Regions from separate parts of the Homo sapiens genome. Here region 1 is linked to region 2. The links are chromatin contacts, found by Hi-C or POLR2A ChIA-PET in ENCODE. All regions are on one chromosome and are shown on one strand. Each heading gives the region's core, a stretch centred on a gene start or an enhancer-like site at or near the end of the contact. The rest is flanking DNA. Distances are from core to core; before and after follow the strand shown. Region 1 overlaps CCN2-AS1 (CCN2 antisense RNA 1). Region 2 overlaps CCN2-AS1 (CCN2 antisense RNA 1).

What was found. A loop is a pair of places that touch in the nucleus more often than their neighbours do. ChIA-PET counts read pairs that join two places held with the same protein, here RNA polymerase II (POLR2A). Pooled maps may share reads with other maps.
Region 1: a map of HepG2 shows a loop between it and region 2 (6-fold over the local background). The contact joins two enhancer-like sites. A Hi-C loop is called at or near these places in 5 of 168 maps with a recorded cell type or tissue (Caco-2, HepG2, PC-3 and 1 more) and 1 of 50 pooled maps. POLR2A ChIA-PET finds 5 or more read pairs at or near these places in 5 of 52 experiments (BJ, HepG2, PC-9 and 1 more).

Annotation. Positions count from the first base shown.
Region 1 is chr6:132,018,681-132,022,533 of GRCh38, forward strand. The region is part of intron 2 of CCN2-AS1 (CCN2 antisense RNA 1); the gene reads left to right. Among named protein-coding and RNA genes, the nearest start is that of CCN2, 69 kb to the left of the region's middle. Within about 2 kb of position 1,556, at least 13 of the 41 ENCODE cell types and tissues checked have a DNase peak (open chromatin) inside an H3K27ac peak, as active enhancers do.
Region 2 is chr6:131,979,623-131,983,582 of GRCh38, forward strand. The region is part of intron 2 of CCN2-AS1 (CCN2 antisense RNA 1); the gene reads left to right. Among named protein-coding and RNA genes, the nearest start is that of CCN2, 30 kb to the left of the region's middle. Within about 2 kb of position 1,594, at least 4 of the 41 ENCODE cell types and tissues checked have a DNase peak (open chromatin) inside an H3K27ac peak, as active enhancers do.

The DNA.
Region 1 (3,853 bases), core at 306-2,805, 39 kb after region 2:
AAGTATGGCTTCTTAGTGATGTAAGAGTCAAGTTTCTACTAAATTAATAAAAAGATTTAAAATAGAAACAGATGAACTCATTATGAAGTGCTTTATACATCTTTGGATTTTCATAACTTAGAAAAGCAGAAGTCAATCACCACCAATTGGACACATTTCTTCTACTTAGCTCCAGTCAGAGCTTATGACTAAAATGATTTTGAATTGTTCTGCATAGTTTTTCATGGATTTGGAGAGATCTCACTCTATCATTAAGAATTTGGCTGGCATATATCTATATGCCTACCCTGTCAATTGTTATTAGGTATAACAGTCTATGATATTGTGAGTCTGTGGCTTTTAAAGAGATGTTCATTTCATATATGTCTTAGTTTTAACGTATAAAGCAGGAAACAGGTGAAATATGCCTTAATCGGATAGATTGTGAGTCCTTTTGTAGCAGGGAGCATGCTTTCTGTGACTTGTACCTCCATAAAATTAAGGGAAGAGTTCAGAGTGCAGTATGTGCTTCCATAAATATTTTAGTGGTGATTAGAGAATATAATATTCAAGTGATTTAGGGGTTTTGTATGGCAAACTTTATAATGTATAATTTCAAAGACCGTTTTTCCAATTAGGGGCTGTGTTTATTGACGATAGGGATGTAAATTACTTATATCTGTAAGAGCAACGTAGTGCATTTAGTGGGCACTCAATAAATGCTAGTTGAGTAAATGAATGAAAAACAATTTGAAAGTTATTTTTAAAAGTTTATTAAGTGAACTTCAACTAAATACAAAATAGGGTAAAAGTATAAAGAAATATAAGCTTAAAAATAAATATTCTAAGAAGCTATATTAGTCAACAAACTCTCTTGGGGAAGGGAATGTACTTCCTTCTTGTTAGAAAATGGTTTGTATGAAAATGAATAGCACCTGTAATGGTTAATTGTCTTGCTTTAAAATCTCAGAGGGCAGAGGGAGTGCTCCCAGGTAAGTCCAGTCAATTTATATCCTATAAGCTTCATGGCCTGCTCCCTCAGTGGTGGGGACATTCTCTTTTGTTCTCTAAATGTACAATGAGACACATTGATCTAGAAGCACTGAGATTTAGTGCCAGTGTCAGCATTGAAAACTGAGGCCAGCAATAAATATCAATATATGGAAAGCCAAGCATGCTTAAAACAGTGTGGTAGGCCCGGAGGAAAGGGCAAACACTGAGAATATGAGAAGAAAAGGAGCAAAGTCCCCAAAGGAGAAAGAAGTGTCTTTATTTTCTACATTTCCTGTGAAAGGCTAATTTTGCTGCTTTCAAGCAATTCAAAATGATTATAGGTGAGTTACTGCTGCAAAGATGCTTCTCTGTGTGTGTGTGTGTGTGTGTGTGTGTGTACACACTAGCAAGATCTCTTGCTTTTCAAGAGGAAAGGTATTTTTATATTCATTTAATCATTTAGTCTGAGACTTCTGATTCTCTTAATTTGTCATCCAAAGGGGGTGTGTCCAATTTTTCTCCGTGTGTCCTCAGACACAGAAGGCTGAGGGAGAGTGATGCAGGCAAGGGCTGCTGACTGGTTTCCCCCACCCGCCTTCCTCTGAGCCTGGCCTGGTGTGTGGCTGCTGTTTATACCTGCTGAAGTGCTTTCTGTGTTTGAGTTGGCGCTGCCAGCTTACACGTTAAAGCCCCAAGATGTTCATGAGGTCTGTCCCAGAGCTTTGAAACCTATGAGCTGGCGGCTGGGGCGAGAAATGTCTCTCTCAGTTTTTGGGTGAACTCCATGTTTTTTCCAGGAGGTTAGATCACTGTCCACAATCCAGGCTTGCTAGACAGAATGTAACAGTTGCTGTTTGAGACATCCTGAACTTTTAAAGGCAAAAGGCAGAGGAGGGAGGGAGAGGAAAAAGCCCAGGGTCAATTTAACAGCTGGAAAGGAACATTTTTATATCTGGTCAACAAAGATTTTTACTGAACTGGAAAGCTTTATCATCAAGCAAGGAAAAAATACCACTTCTTATTATGACAAGGGGGTATATTGTTACAAACTTCCCAGGTCCATTCCAAGTCATGTTTGAGACCAGACCAGATTCATCAGTGGTTGTGGCAGAAATATTAGGTGTGATATAATTTTTGTAAAAATTTACCTGGCCATCTCCCTGCTCCTTTCGTCAGTCTGTAAAGATTTTTAGAAGACTCATCTTTTTCACAAATGGCAAAATTCTGAAAACTGACACCTACTTGTTCCCTGCCCACAGTTCTTGGCTCTTTCATGTTGCCCTTTTTGTCATATTAGGAATATTAGTATCTGTTTTTGTTGTTGTTGTTGTAGTTGTTGTTTTTGAGACAGAGTCTCACTTTGTCGCCAGGCTGTAGTGCAGTGACGCAATCTCGGCTCACTGCAACCTCCGCCTCCCAGGTTCAAGTGATTCTCCTGCCTCAGCCTCCCAAGTAGCTGAGACTACAGGTGTGCACCACCACACCCAGCTGATTTTTGTATTTTTAGTAGAGATGGAATTTCACCATATTGGCCAGCATGGTCTTGATCTCTTGACCTTGTGATCTGCCTGCCTCTGCCTTCCAAAGTGCTGGGTTTACAGGCATGAGCCACTGTGCCTGGCTTATTATCTGTTTTGTTGTTGTTGTTGTTGTTTGCCTAAGATTTCTCTCCTTCATCTCTTTCAATGAAAAGTCTTAGTTCATGGGGAGAATTCTGTTGTTGTTATATAGCTGAGTATGGCAGGAATTCTATATTTTGCTTCTGTCCCTATGTGTGTATGAATGAACTAGAGACATGTAAAAGACCTCATACCTGAAAAAAATTGACAGAGATGTCAACTACTTATATCTGTAAGAGTAGAAAAATTACTAAAAAAATTTTAGTAAATTATTTAAAAGTTTTATGCCAAAGGGCAGTAATACGTCCAAGCAAAACAGTAGACACATTGAAGAATAAAATTTAAAGCTGGATATGATCGAATTCCAAGTTCATGGCAACTTTGTTTACAGGAAAACATAATAGAGCCCTTGTCACATTCTCCCCTCTGCCACCCCCAAACAAGTACAAAGTCTATGTTCTTATAAATATGTTAAGAATTTCATCTGTAATGTTTGTTTATGAAGACCATAAAAATGCCTTTGAATGAAGTAAGTCCCAGTCTTATTTTGCCAAGCCAAGGGAAAGAATCCTTTCTTTTGGTCTTCCACCTAGAGAATTGCTAGTGAGGCGTGAATGGTCTCTTCTTGACTCTTTAAGGTAGCATATTTATACTTGGGCAAAACTCAGTGGTCTTCCATATCATAGTGACAGCCTCTTTCTACCTCCCTCTCCATACCTCTTTCTAATTCACATTGCTTGCCTGACAAAGCTGAAGAATGTCTAAATTGAACATTTAATTTGACCTTGTCTGGAAGCAATGCCATTAGAGACAGACCTATGTTATATCAACTCTGATGTGATTATAGCTGTCCCAACATATGAGATGGCTTTGTTTGTCATTCAGGAGGCCTACTGATGCAATGTGTATTCTCTGGACCTCTTCATGAAAAAAAAAATGTTTATACCTGTGAGCATGTCCAGATGGCAGTGAAAGACTCCCATTCATGAGAGCAGCACTCAGCAATTCATGGTTGCCAAAGTATGCAGCGAAGGCATGCCCTCTGCCATTCCATGGCCTTGTAAGGAAACAGTTTCTAAGGTGACAGACTAGCACCCTTGAGGCCAGAGACCCTAGTGTTTTAGATTGGGGGGATGTGGGGAGGGCAGGGGGACAACATGAAATAATACCGAGAAAAGCAGTTTTTGTCATTATTCTGGCAATTTAGAAAGGGGAAAGAGTGAGAGTGGGGAAAGGAGAAGGGGTTCAGAGTTTTCCGCTTT
Region 2 (3,960 bases), core at 344-2,843:
TTTTTAGAGACAGAGTCTTGCTCTGTTGCCCAGGTAGAGTGCAGTGGTGCAGTCATAGATCACTGCAGCCTTGACCTCCTGAGCACAAGTGATCCTCTTGCCTCAGCCTCTTGAGTAGCTAAGACTACAGGCATGCACACCATGCCCGGCCTATTTTTTATTTTTATTTTTTGTAGAGATGAGGTCTTGCTATGTTGTCCAGGCTGGTCCCATATTCCTGGCCTCAAGTGAACCTCCAACCTCAGCCTCCCAAAGTGCTGGGATTACAAGCACAGGCCACTGTGCCCGGCAGAATAAACGTTTCTCTACAAACATTTCCATGATACACTCCAGGATGGAGAATAATGTCTGACCATAATGAATGATATTTGTGTTTTTCCATTTCTTTATCAATTTCTTCCCATCTGGATGTTCTGCGTCACAAAACCTTGCTTTCCTAGCTCCAACTATAATGTGCATATGTGCTGGATAATTTATCTCATATTCTTTGAGGCTTTGTGAGTATTATTAGAATGAGAGGAAACCATGGGTTCTTGTTTCATTGCTTTAACAAAAATTTACTGAGTGCCAACAAAAACAATATCTACCTCATGAACAAAAACCAAAAGACACAGCCCTTGCCTCCTTGGAATGTATTTGTTATGGTTTGTATTGCTTATATCAAATAGCTTTGTAAGTACTGCCATGCATCACTTTAGCAAGGGAGATACATTCCGAGAAATGAATCATTAGGCAATTTTGTCATTGTGAGAACATCATAATGTTTTTACTTAGATGCTATAGCCAACTACACACCTAAGCTACACAGTATAGCCTTTGCTCCTAGGCTGTAAACCTGCACAGCATGTTACTGTATTGAATACTGCAGGCAATTTTAACACAATGATAAGTATCTGTGTATCTAAACATAAAAAAGGTACAGTAAAAATACAGTATAAAAGCTTCACTATAATCTTATGAGACCACTGTCACATATATGGTCTATCATTGATCAAAACATACTCATGTGACACATGGTTGTAAGTGTAAAATTATAGCTGTGATGGGTGCTTTGAAGGAGAATGCATGATATTATATTTATGAGTATTAGTGGGAATTGATCAAATACATGAGGTCAGGGAGGGTCTTTCTGAGGTAGCGAAGGCTGAGCCAAGGTTAAGTGCAGCTGTTAACCTGATGAAAGGGGTCGAGCAGTAGGGATATGAAGCGATGCAATTCAGTTCAGTTCAGTGAACGTTTATAGAGTGCCTACCATGTGCCAGACACGATGCTTAGATGCTGGGAAATAAAATATGAATAAGACATGGTCTTTGCCCCCAGTAAATAGCTCACTATACAAAGGTTTCCTTGTCATTTAATTTATAAATTAGGAGAGCCACTCTTTATGTATTTATTTTGCTTCTGTGTAATTTGAGTTTTGTTTTCTCAGGATTGCCTCACTGAAGCAAGTCCTAAATCAAATACAGTCTTTGTCATGGAGTCAAAGTTTCACAAACAAACACGCATAGTTTGCTAGATTAAAGTCCAATAACGCTATTCTAGGCTTTACCATCAACTGAATGTGGTCCCACAGCATAGATCATGCCTGTTTCAGTCTGCCAACAGCGTGGCTCCAGGAAGGAAGCCTGACTGCTGCAGAACAAGAAATGCATTATGACTTTATCTTTTTTCTAAACCATTAGCTGAAATTACTAAATTATTAACCCAGCCATATAAATGAATTATAAACATAGCATATGTGCATTTGATTAATCTGTTTTTCATGTCAAGTGTTATACAGACCTGGGGTACAAACTCATGGGGATACTTAAGTAACACACAGATGAAGTATAAAGGGTGTAAACCAAGGGAGAGGCAGGAAGTGTGGCAAAATGGTGATTGCCAAAACAGCAAAAGAAAAACAAAGAAACCAAACAATGCACACCACAGCCAGATTTTTGCCCCAGCCTATAGGGCACCTCTCCATTCTCTGCACCCACCTAAAGCACATTCTAGAACGGTCATTATTACTCCCACCTTTGGTCTAGGCCCCTTCGTTATCTTTCTGATTCTGGCATTCTTCGCTTATTCTAGAATTTACTAACTTTTGGCCTGCTTGGTTCTTGCTGTGATCTTGGTGGAGAACTTGCCTTGGGCTAGTTCTGAGCTACAGATCCTCCACTCCTTTGCTTTGCCTTGTCTGGACCTCTGCACCACCATGCTTCAGAACCCCAAGACCCTGCTCTGACCACCACGCTGCTGGGCCTGCTCCTTTTGCTAGGATGGACAGACCTCCAGGAAGGGATGGATGAGAAGGCCAGTGACACCTAGATCTGTGTCTCTGTCCTGCTGTCTCATTTCATTATTTTCTAAGTTTTCACTCTTCTTTGCAGGGACTCACAAATTTCCTTTATAGGTTAGTATCAATGTATTATACTATTAAGGCTCTTGTCCTGGCCTCAAATCCTAAACAGCTTTTCTTTTTCTCATGTGTTTGTTTATTTATTTATTTTAGGAGGTGTACTTCATCTTTGGGACTTATTTATTAGGGGACAAGTAATATTTCCAGGTTACAGAAGAGGGCATTTCCATATTGCAACGTTAAGGGCCTTGTCCATCCTCATTTATTATGGAGCAATCAAGTAAAAAAGAATAATAGCTCCCAAATTTGGTTTCTTATTTGCGTATGCACAATCAATATTGTACAGATCCTATAACTATATTAACCAAATGGTTGAGCATTAGTGGTTTAAGTTAATAAAGTAAGAAGTTTAAAGACTCTTTTTTAAGAAATTAAGTTAGAGGAAGCATTAAGTGGCCTTTTGGAAGATGCAAAATATACCCCTATATTCACAATCTATAAAACTTTTGAGACTTAACTTTTGAGACTTCAGTGTGTTGTGTTTTTAGCAATTCCACACTCTTCCCATGAAGCGTTATTATTATCAACGCTGTTGAAGGTAGCTGTGATTTTTGCCTAAAATCTCTAAGTGAAGGTTATGAATAGCATTGTCAGACTCCCTGGCAAGTTGTTTGTGCATCTCATTTCCAGATTATTCTGTAAAAAGGAATTTACATGAATACCATTTTATCCATTAAGTAACTGTTTCTGCTTAATTTTTTTCTGGAAATATTTTAAACAATATACTCCAGTAATGAGCTAGCCTAAGATATTCTTGTGTTATTTTGGAGCCAGTTGCTAGTGACTCATAGCACACTGGGCATCCAAGCTATGGTTAACTGGTGGTCAAGTTAGGAAATTTTGTTCCCATTAACTCTTTCTTAGCCCAGGACATCTCTCCACTCAACTTTTATTCTTTTGATTCATCACACTCATAGTCTCTGCTTGGTGTTTTCAGACCAAAAGTAGAAGCAATGACATGCCATAAGAAGTATTGTTTCTGTTGCATTTCCAGCTTAGCCAAAACAGGAAATACAGGCCATTTTGTGGGAAAGCCCAATTTTGAAATATTTCCAACCCAAAAGGTTTGGATCAACTTTGGGTGAATGTCTGAACTTTTGGCTTCTTACTCACAATAAACCTTCTAACTTCAGGATTTTAGCACAATACTTACTTATACGATGATGTCAGCCGTATTTGGATTATGCTGACACATCAATCAGTTTACTTTTAAACCATTTTTACTTAATATGAGGATGAACTTGTAGCCAAAAAAAGATGCATAAAATTGTGTGAATCATAAGAAAGAATGCCTAATAGTGGAAAGAGCCATGATTTTCATAGTTTCAGGACTTTACTTATTTATTGTATAGTTTATTTAAAATGGGTCTTGTCTTAGTCCATTTCTGTTGCTTATTACAGAGTATCTGAAACTGGGTAATTTAAAAAGAAAAGGAATTTATTTCTTACAGTTGTGAAGGCTGACAAATCTAAGGTCAAGGGACTACATCTGGTTAGGTTCTTTGTACTGCAGAATCCTGAGATGGCACAGGGCACCATGGCAAAGGGGCTGAGTGTGC